Linked DNA regions of Homo sapiens: region 1 is linked to region 2. A link is a contact called in ENCODE Hi-C data. All regions are on one chromosome and are shown on one strand. The core of a region is the stretch at or near the end of the contact, and the rest is flanking DNA. Distances in the headings are between cores, read along the strand shown. Region 1 holds the start of DIP2C-AS1 (DIP2C antisense RNA 1). Region 2 overlaps DIP2C (disco interacting protein 2 homolog C).

The links. Hi-C counts contacts between places; a loop is a spot of excess contacts on that map. Pooled maps may share reads with other maps.
Region 1: a map of Caco-2 shows a loop between it and region 2 (6-fold over the local background). The contact joins the promoter of DIP2C-AS1 here to the enhancer-like site in region 2. A Hi-C loop is called at or near these places in 1 of 168 maps with a recorded cell type or tissue (Caco-2) and 1 of 50 pooled maps.

What each region holds. Positions count from the first base shown.
Region 1 is chr10:647,568-652,956 of GRCh38, forward strand. It overlaps DIP2C-AS1 (DIP2C antisense RNA 1), which reads left to right and starts at 2,468. Exons shown (of 4, transcript NR_187391.1): 1 at 2,468-2,611; 2 at 2,724-2,875. The region is part of intron 1 of DIP2C (disco interacting protein 2 homolog C); the gene reads right to left. LOC124902361 reads right to left here. Exons shown (of 1, transcript XM_047426106.1): 1 at 1-5,389. The coding sequence starts at 1,104. RefSeq lists an enhancer at 2,969-3,791.
Region 2 is chr10:543,647-548,915 of GRCh38, forward strand. The region is part of intron 1 of DIP2C (disco interacting protein 2 homolog C); the gene reads right to left. Among named protein-coding and RNA genes, the nearest start is that of DIP2C-AS2, 82 kb to the right of the region's middle. Within about 2 kb of position 3,410, at least 3 of the 41 ENCODE cell types and tissues checked have a DNase peak (open chromatin) inside an H3K27ac peak, as active enhancers do.

The DNA of each region.
Region 1 (5,389 bases), core at 1,218-3,717, 100 kb after region 2:
GTCCACATTTGACGGTGGGAGAGAACAGAGGGAAACTGAGTCCACGTCGACATTGGATGGTGGGAGAGAACAGAGGGAAACTGAATCCACGTCCACATTGGATGGTGGGAGAGAACAGAGGGAAACTGAGCCCACGTCCACACTGGATGGTGGGAGAGAACAGAGGGAAACTGAGTCCACGTCCACATTGGATGGTGGGAGAGAACAGAGCAAAACTGAGTCCACGTCCACATTGGATGGTGGGAGAGAACAGAGGGAAACTGAGTCCACGTCCACATTTGACGGTGGGAGAGAACAGAGGGAAACTGAGTCCACGTCGACATTGGATGGTGGGAGAGAACAGAGGGAAACTGAATCCACGTCCACATTTGATGGCGGGAGAGAACAGAGGGAAACTGAGTCCACATCCACATTGGACGGTGGGAGAGAACAGAGGGAAACTGAGTCCACGTCCACATTTGACGGTGGGAGAGAACAGAGGGAAACTGAGTCCACGTCCACATTGGACGGTGGGCGAGAACAGATGGAAACAGTCCACGTCCACATTGGACGGTGGGCGAGAACAGAAGGAAACTGAGTCCACGTCCACATTGGACAGTGGGCAAGAACAGAGGGAAACTGAGTCCACGTCCACATTGGACAGTGGGCGAGAACAGAGGGAAACAGTCCAAGTCCACATTGGACGGTGGGCGAGAACAAAGGGAAACTGAGTCCACATCCACATTGGATGGTGGGAGAGAACAGAGCAAAACTGAGTCCACGTCCACATTGGATGGTGGGAGAGAACAGAGCAAAACTGAGTCCACGTCCACACTGGATGGTGGGCGAGACCAGAAGGAAACTGAGTCCACGTCCACATTTCACAGTGGGAGAGAACAGAGGCAAACTGAGTCCACGTCCACATTTGATGGTGGGAGAGAACAGAGGGAAACTGAGCCCACATCCACATTGGATGGTGGGCGAGAACAGAGGGAAACTGAGTCCACGTCCACATTTGAGGGTGGGCAAGAACAGAGGGAAACTGAGTCCACGTCCACATTTGAGGGTGGGTGAGAACAGAGGGAAACTGAGTCCACGTCCACATTGGATGGTGGGAGAGAACATAGGGAAACTGAGTCCACGTCCACATTGGACGGTAGGAGAGAACAGAGCGAAACTGAGTCCACGTCCACAGTGGACAGTGGGCGAGAACAGAGGGAAACTGAGTCCACGTCCACATTTGACGGTGGGAGAGAACAGAGGGAAACTGAGTCCACGTCCACATTTGACGGTGGGCGAGAACAGAGGAAAACTGAGTCCACGTCAACATTTGAGGGTGGGAGAGAACAGAGGGAAACTGAGTCCACGTCCACATTGGATGGTGGGAGAGAACAGAGGCAAACTGAGTCCACGTCCACATTTGATGGTGGGAGACAACAGAGGGAAACTGAGCCCACATCCACATTTGAGGGTGGGTGAGAACAGAGGGAAACTGAGTCCACGTCCACATTGGATGGTGGGAGAGAACATAGGGAAACTGAGTCCACGTCCACATTGGACGGTGGGAGAGAACAGAGCGAAACTTAGTCCACGTCCACAGTGGACGGTGGGCGAGAACAGAGGGAAACTGAGTCCACGTCCACATTTGACGGTGGGAGAGAACAGAGGGAAACTGAGTCCACGTCCACATTTGATGGTGGGCGAGAACAGAGGAAAACTGAGTCCACGTCAACATTTGAGGGTGGGAGAGAACAGAGGGAAACTGAGTCCACGTCCACATTGGATGGTGGGAGAGAACAGGGAAACTGAGTCCACGTCCACATTTGAGGGTGGGAGGGAACAGAGGGAAACTGAGTCCAGGTCCACATTTGATGGTGGCTTTTAATGCACTGCAGGGTGTGTCCCCTTGACCTTCACGAATTTTCAGGTAGTAAGAAAGCAATTTTTCTTATTGGAAAGGAGAAAACTAAGTGACTGTAAAATAATATAATTTCCTTAAAGCAAAACAACAGAGAACCAACTTTTCCTTTTTTCACATTACCCAATAATTCTAAGACTCAGGGTTTTGTCACGTTACAGCAAATGCCATTCATTGGGGGAAGTCGGAAGTCAGAACAGTGTGTGCTATTCAAATTCTCGATGAATAATTAACTCAAATGTGTTCAGAGTGCTATAAAATGAAATTAATTTATTTTTAGTTTAACCCAAAATCCCCAATCACTTGCCAAATGATCCTCTATGTATCCTACATAAAAGACAGGGTCTTTCTGGCAGAAAACCATTGAAGTTTTTATTTGCAGTAAGAGAAGCATGCCTTATTATCAAACAGGTGCATGGTCCCCTTGTGGGGGGGTGCCCGTCACCTGCGTCCCCGTGCGTCACGGCGTTGCCGCACACCATTAACACATCAAAACGGAAAAGGAAATGTAAGCAGTGTTTGCCGTCCAAAGTTCACATCAACAATTCCTTATTAGGAAGGCAATTCTGAGCCTTTCCTCCTGCATCTGGGAGCTGCCAGCAACCCAGTTCCAGGAGAGAAAATAGCTTGACACCTCCTGCGGCCCATGGAGTCCTCCCGTTGGGACAAGGACCCCCCAGGAGAGAGAAGACCCCAGCAGAGTCAACACTGGAGGTCCTGCGGGGTGGGTGGTGCTGGGGAGGCCACACGGGGAGGGCTGTTCCCTGTTCCCTTCCCCTCAGGAGACAGCTGGCCCGAGGTGACACAGCACTGGATGCGATTTCAGGGCCAGGGACCATGGTGCCCGGGGCTGTGGACCACGCCAGCCCACAGCCACTGCAAGCCCCAGACCGGGGCTGTGGATAACGCCAGCCCACGGCAGCCACACGCCCCAGACCAACACGAGAAGAACGCAGGCCGACAACATCTTCATCTATGGTAGGTGACCCGGTTATCGTTCCTAAGAGAGTCCACGGCCACTTCTACTGGGTTCCCTATACTCTTCCCCTGCCCCAGCTGGTCCCCCCATGACAGCCGTGTCCCTGAGAATGGGATGCAGAGCCAGGAGGGACGTGGGCCCCTTCAGTTTGCAGGGGCTGCCAGGCAGCACCTTCCACCTGCCGAGGGCCGGAGGCGGGGAAGCCATTCCACAGCACGTGAGCTGGCAAGGGGCCTCCCAGCCTTAGAGCCCAGATGGCTTCTGGCCAGAGTGCTCTGGGCCGACCCCCCCTCATGCTCACTTCCCTGCATAAGTTTAAGTTGTTTTCTGTAATTTGCAACCAGAATCCTGGCTGATCCACCATGGAACCCAGATGTCCTCAGTTCTGCCTCAGCCCCCACTTGTGAGAGGTCCGTGGCATAACACAAACTCCCCCTGGGATTCGTGGGCCTCACGGGGGAAGCTGAGGGTGTGTCCATGCAGGACCCCGAGGCTACACAGCTCTGGCTGTTTCTCTTCCAAAGCCGGCACTGCCCTCTCTCCATCTCTCCCGGTGCCAGGGCTCAGGCCCCAGCCCCCGTTTCTGCAGAAGCCCCTTTCCATCCTAGCCCCTGCCACCCCTCCTGCTCTTGTCTCTCCCACACCTCCCAAACTCTCTCCTGGCCAGCTCTCGCCACACTCAGTCAATGTCCACTGGGGGCCTCAGGGGCACCTCCACCTGCCCAGGTCTGGGACCACCGTCCTCCACGCATATCTACAGACCCTGTCCTCACCTGCATCACACCAATGATGGCGTCACAGCGTGGGTTCCGGTCACCAGTCGGCCTCCCCCACCAACGTGGACTCCTTACAAGCAGAGCCACCAACGTGGACACGATCCCATCAGGAACCACCTACTTTTGCATCCCCAGCACTGTGCTCAGGTCCCAGGGAGGCCCCAGCAAACTGTGGAACAACCAAACTCGTGACTGAATGAACAAGTATGTTAAGTCGTTAAGTAAAAATAGCAGAAGACTTAGTAGAATGTATGAGTAACAATTACAATTATATGAAAATCCGTATCCACGTGAAGGTATTATGCAAAAAAAGCTTAACTTTGTTTCAGTGCCTTTCCAGTTAAATGTTGTTAAGCAGTATTTCCCCCAAAAGGTGCATCTTTTATAAAACAAGAACGCAAGGCTCTGAGGCCAACTTTGAACATTTATTTGAGTGAATTCACGTCCCCCAAATTTTCCGTATCCCAAAATCTGGACTTTTGCTAAATGGTGCCCTTAGCACAGGAGTCTCTCCAAGGAAGTGGCCTGAGCTGAGAGGGGGCCTGGCATCGCCCACCCAGGTCATCAGTCATCATCAGCAGCAGCTGCGGCATGAGAGAGATGGTGTGGGGCGAAACCAATGGGGAAACTACAAAAGAAACCACCTGCTACTGCAAACGGCCTCGCTGTACTCAGGGAGTCGGTTCCAGGACCCCATGGACACCAAATCCAGGCACACTCACGCCCCACAAGTGGACCTGCCGAACCTGCGTGTACAGAGTCGGCCCTCCGACACACGTTTCACATGGCAGGAACACTGTATTTTCTCCCTGAGTTTGGTTGAAAAAATTCACATATAAGTTGACCCACAAAGCTCAAGCTTGTGTGGTACAAGAGTCAACTGTATGCAATTGACACTGATTCCTACCAACGATATCCAAATCTTAGCATGAGCAGCACGATAAACAGAATGAGCAAAATTCAAAAACTAAAGCAGCGTTTTTCCTGCAAGTGGGCGCACTGCGTATCCCCTGCGGGAAAGACCACGCTGGCTGCTGACCAAACTCCACTGGCATCTTCCTCCATCCTGAGGGCATCTTCCTCGGCATCTTCCTCCATCGACAGCAGCCTGGGCTCACCTCCCAGCCCGAGGCTGAGAACTGAGTTCCAGTCCCGGGGTGGGGTGGCGGGGGGGCGCACTGTGCACCCTCCCAGCTCTCCTCCACCCCTTCCCTCAGGCTGGCCCAAGAATAGCCTGGACAATCACCTGCTGGGGACACCGGGCTGCCCCTCCTCCGCCCACAGCCTCAGGCCACCTGTCTCATCCGTGACCGAGAAACGGAGCTGCAGTGGGAGGCGGGACATGCTGGGATCTACCCATGGCCAGGCCAAGCTGCGCCAATCACTCAAGCTTCACTTTGATCACTTGCTCTACCAAATAAAACAGAACAAAATAACACCATGTCCTCCTTTCCACACACTCCCAAGCCTCCCATCCCACTTCCCGGTGCTGACCCCATGAGAACACTTTGTGCGTCTTTCTAGGTATTTTCTATCCTCCTCAAGCACAGAACCGCACGCAGAGTGATTTTTTTTTTTTTAAACAGAAATGGCACCAGGGCAGATGATGATTTTTTGTACCATTTCTTGACTTTCTTGGGCATTTTCCACACCAGGACAGATGGACCCTGCTCTCCTTCCTCCCCGCCCACAGCTACCTCGCAGCAGCCACACACTGAGCCATAAACCCTCGCAAGA
Region 2 (5,269 bases), core at 2,160-4,659:
TAACTCTCTGGGGACATGAGTTACATAGTAACATGTTTTGGATACAGTCTCTTTCGCATTCTAAATATCAACACCAAATAAGTTCTTTAGTTTCTTTTTACATTGAAAAGCATTTACAAACCATAAAATCCCCCATATTAAAGGGTACAATTCAGTCTTTTTAGCATATTCTCAAAGCTGCACAACAATCACCACTAGTATTTAATTCTGGGACTTTTTCACCACCCGCAAAAGAAACCTTGAATCCATTAAGAGTCAGCACCTGCTGCTTCCTTCCGCCAGCCCCTGGCAATCGCCAGCCGACTTCTGTTTCTCTGGATTTGCCCACTCTGGACGCCTGTCGTGAGTGGGCACATAGTGCGTGACCTTTGACGTGACCTTTGGTGCCAGCATCTTTCACGTTCAAGGTGACTGGTATCGTACAGTGCGTGACCTTTAGCATGACCTTTGGTACTGCCATCTTTCACATTCAAGGTGAGTGGAATCGCACAGTGCGTGACCTTTGGTGTGACCTTTGGTGCCGGCATCTTTCCCGTTCAAGGTGAGTGGAATTGCACAGTGCTTGACCTTTGGTGTGACCTTTGGTGCTGGCATCTTTCACATTCAAGGCTCATTGGAGCACATGTTCTTTTGTTCCTTTTTACGGCTGAGTGATACTCCATTGTGTGCAAATTTTCTTTATCCACTCATCTGTTGACAGACATCTGGGCTGTTTCTACTCACTGTTACGAATAATGCTGCTATGAAGATTCTTGCATAAGATTTTTTTGTAAAAACGTTTTCAGTTTTCTTGGGCATATGCCTGGGAGTGAAATTGCTGGGTCGTACAGTGATTTTATGCTTAACTTTTCTGAGGAACTGCCAGACTTTTCCAAAGCAACTGTACCATTTTCCTTCCCCTCCCACTAGCAATATATACAGATTCCAATTTTCCCATCTTCACCAACATGTCACCGTCCAGTACTGGGGTTTTACCCATCCCAGTGGTTGTGAAGTGGTATCTCACGGTGGTTTTCATTTTCATTTCTAAGATGACTAATTCTGTTAAATATCTCATGTGCTTTTTAAGGCATTTATGTATCTTTCTTTGGAGAATGTCTATTCAAATCCTTTGTCCATTTTTAAATTGGATTTTCTTTTCATTGCTGAGTAAGTTTTTAAAGATATTCTTGATATCAGGCCCTTATTGGGATAATGTGTCTTGTTCTGTGGGTTGTGTCTTTTTACTTTAATAGTAACCTCTGAAATGAACATTTTTAATTTTGATACTGTCTTTTCCCCTTCAGTTGCTTGTTATGCTTTAGACATCTCATCTAAGGAACCATTGCTTAATTCAACGTAACAGTTTCACCTGGATTCTCCCCTAAGGGTGTAATGAGCTGAACTGTGTCCCCGCAAGATTCCCATGTTAAAGCCACAACCCCTAGAAACTCAAAATGTCACAGGGCCTTTAACGTGACAATTTAGGTCCCATAAGATCTTAAGAGTAGGCCCTGATCCAACATGACTGGTGTTTTCCCTTTTTTTTTTTTTTTTTTTTTTTGAGTTTCACTCTCTCTGTCCAGGCTGGAGTGTAGTGGCATGACCTCAGCTCACTGCAACCTCCGCCTCCCAGGTTCAAGCAATTCTCCTGCCTCAGCCTCCTGGGCAGCTGGGACTACAGGCACCTGCCACAACGCCCAGGTAATTTTTGTAGTTTTAGTAGAGATGAGGTTTCACTGCTGATCTGTAACTCCTGACCTCAGGTGATCCACCCACCTCGGCCTCCCAAAATGCTGGGATTACAGGTGTGAGCCACCACGCCCAGCCATGACTGGTGTTCTTATAATAGAGAATTTAGACACACAGAGTCCTCAGTGCTGCACACACATAAGAGAAACCCATGAGGACACAGAGAAGACGCCGTCTACACAGAATGGGGTGAGGACCCGGAGGATCGAACCCTGCCTGCACCTTGACCCCAGGCTTCCAGCCTCCAGAACAAAGGAAATAAGATGCTGTTTAAGCCTCACAGTCTGCGGTGTCTGTTACGGTACCCAGCAGACTGACAAAATGGGTCTCACAGTATCGACTCTTACACTGGATCCATTTTGAGCTATTTTTTTGTGTAGGGTGAGGGAGGGTGCAGTCCATCCTTTTCCATGTGGATATCCAGTTGTCCCAGCACCACTAAGTTGCGAAAGGAAAAAAGTAAAGCAACCCCTTACAACCTTTCTCCATCAACAGATTAGAAGGTACACTGAAGAATCATGGACAATTTGTTGTCGGTTTAAGCCGGTGGTTTTCAAACTTTTGGGTCTCAGGAACCCTTTACAGTTTATTAAAGATCACAAAAAGCTTTCTCATGAGGCCGGGCATGGTGGGCTTATGCCTGTAATCCCACCCAGCACTTTGGGAGGCCAAGGCAGATGGGTCACTTGAAGTCAGGAGTTCCAGACCGGCCTGACCAACATGGTGAAACCCCATCTCTACTAAAATAATAAAAATTATCCGGGCTTGGTGGTGGGTGCCTGTAGTCCCAGCTACCTGGGAGGCTGAGGCAGGAGAATCACTTGAACCCGGGAAGCAGAGGTTGAAGTGAGCCGAGGTCACGCCACTACACTCCAGCCTGGGTGACAGAGCAAGACTCTTAAAAAAAAAAAAAAAAAGTAACAAATTTATTTTAAAATAATAAAGTCATTACATGTTAATAAACAGCACAGTCTTAAAGAAAAAACCATTTTCCAAAATAAGCAGCAGTGTGGCAACAGTTTGTGCTGCTGTGAGAACACCTAACGCCTCTCTGCACCTCGGACAGCAGGGTTCTCATGCCTCCATCTGCGTTCAGTGGGCTGCAGAACTCTGGTTGAAGTTTATGAAAAATGTCTGATCCCATGCTATATACAGTTAGGAAGAAGTATTTTTCACTGTGCTTTCACATAGTTTTAGGTATTCTCTGCTGCCAAATGTCACAAGCGGCACTTCCATGCAGGCTGTCTGCAACGCAGAGTCTGGACCCTGGTCGACGGGCCTTTCTGCCCCAATTCCTTTTAAGCGGACTGGTCTGTCCTGCACTTGAGTGGCTCTTTTACCAGCACACGATTTTGTAACTGGTTAGAAAACACTGGTTCAGAGTTATGAGCAGCTTCCACATTTCATTATGTCAAAAAAAAAAATCACATCAATATCACCACTGATCACATGAGAAAGTGGCAGACACAAGATTTGTATATTTTAATATTCACTGGAAAGCTCCAATGGCTATCATTGGGAATAACGTAAGGTATTTTCCTTGAGATGAAAGAATCAATTTGTTCATTTTTCAGGCCACACCTGCAAATACCTATCTCTTAAGTGGCAGAGTTTGTAAGTCATTCTTTAGATAAAGAAGGCCATTAGTGGAAGAAGCGGTTCTGCAGGTTCATGGGAGAGCACTTGGTGCCTCTGAGCTAAGATAACCATCAAATCCTCGGAAGACGCACCTCTGCATACTTCCTGTTTCTCATTCAGAACATTCCAGAGGGAACCCGGAATCCCGGTGCTGCAGCGGGACTGAAGTTTGCTCTCACCCACACAATAAACCCAGGGAGCTCCCCCAGCCCCCATCGCGAGGCCACAGCCTTGGTCCTCTGATCCAGGAGGGCTCCTGCAGCTCCAGCCTACAGGGAGAAGCATGCACCCACACATCAGAAAGCCCTCCCAGGCCCAGCGAGCACTTCTGCTTATGTGCCAGCCAAGTGTGTGTAACAGGGCCACAGCCAGCTGTGAGGCAGGCAGTGAGGTACCCAGCAAATACTCAGGGCTCACATCACTGAGAAGGAAGGAAGGTTGACAGCGAAGTACCCAGCAAATACTCAGGCCTCATGTTACAGAGGAGGAAAGCAGGCAGACAGTGAGGTACCCAGCAGGGTTCACATTATCCAGGAGGAAGGGAGGGTGGAGAAAAAGGGGCTGGAACAGTCTCTGTCATGAGCTTTAGCATTTACAAGGCTTGCTGAAGATTATCCGATTTGATCTTCACAATAGCTCACAAGATAGGCAGAGGCATGACTTTTCAGAGATCCAGAGAACTGATGATGACCACGTGCTTTTCCCACAGGCTCCCAGAAATCATCCTCAAATCATCTCTCAGTTTATACATGTGATAAAATCTCAGTCACGTCCCCTCTCTGCAGGGGGATTTTAACGCTGCCCTGCTGTTCCATCGCACCCCTGCCCTCTCCTGCATTTCATCCATGCCCACCATCCCTGGGGAGCCCACACCACCCCACCCGCAGCTGCTGATGGCTTGGGTCACCCTTATCTCTCATTTCCACCTGCAGGGACCTGTTCTGCCTTCAAATGCAGCTCAAACCCACTCATTGTGTGAAGCCTTTTTCAGCCATCACAACTGTCACATGTAAAAGCAGTCTGCAATGCTTCATTTAGGAGGTGCTTGTGTTGCCTCATTGGCTGTGATCAGGACCAAATTCTGAGCAAACCAGGTGGTGTGGTGGTCCCCTGTCCCCACCTCTGCCCCAGTGCACCTAAAACAAGGATTCCTGGAAGCACCTTTTCAGTCCAATTCACACGAGTCTGCCCCACCCCCCCCCCCACAGGAAAGCCCTGGTGGTCAGGGCTCAGGGCCCCCAGGTGGGTAAGGAGAGCTTGGTGCCCTCTCTGGAGTTGTCGCCCAGAGACCTACGGCTGGAAGGGAAGAAACTTGCATCCTGTGAAACATCCAGCCCCGAGACCCACTCAGGAGCAGAAGACGGGAAAAGAGCATCGAACAGCCCCTCGGGAGGGCAGTCAGCAGGAGCCGCGGAGGCCACCGGGATGGAGGGAGGGAGGGAGGGAGGGAGGCAGGCAGGCAGGCAGTGAGGCCAGAGGTGATGTGGCCAGGAGGGAGGGAGGGAGGCAGGCAGGCAGGCAGGCAGGCAGCGAGGACAGAGGTGATGTGGCCGGGAGGGAGGTGATGTGGCCAGAGGTGACGTGGCAAGGGTTATGGGGGTGACATGGTGTGGTGGGGGGAGGAGATGTGGCCAGAGGTGATGTGGCCGGGGGAGGAGACATGGCTGGAGGGAAGCGACAAGAGGGGTCTCCAGGCCTCAGACTGTGGAGCTTTCACGCTCGCACAACCTCACAGACTGTGCCTGATTTATGGATGACATTTTAATTAAGATGTTACATCTAACTTTAAAGAAAAGTAGTTATTTAGAACCATTGTGTATGTTTAAAGCACGGTACAAATATAGCACATTTCCCAAACCAAAGAACAGTGCATTGCAGGAAAAAATAGCAGCTCACAAAA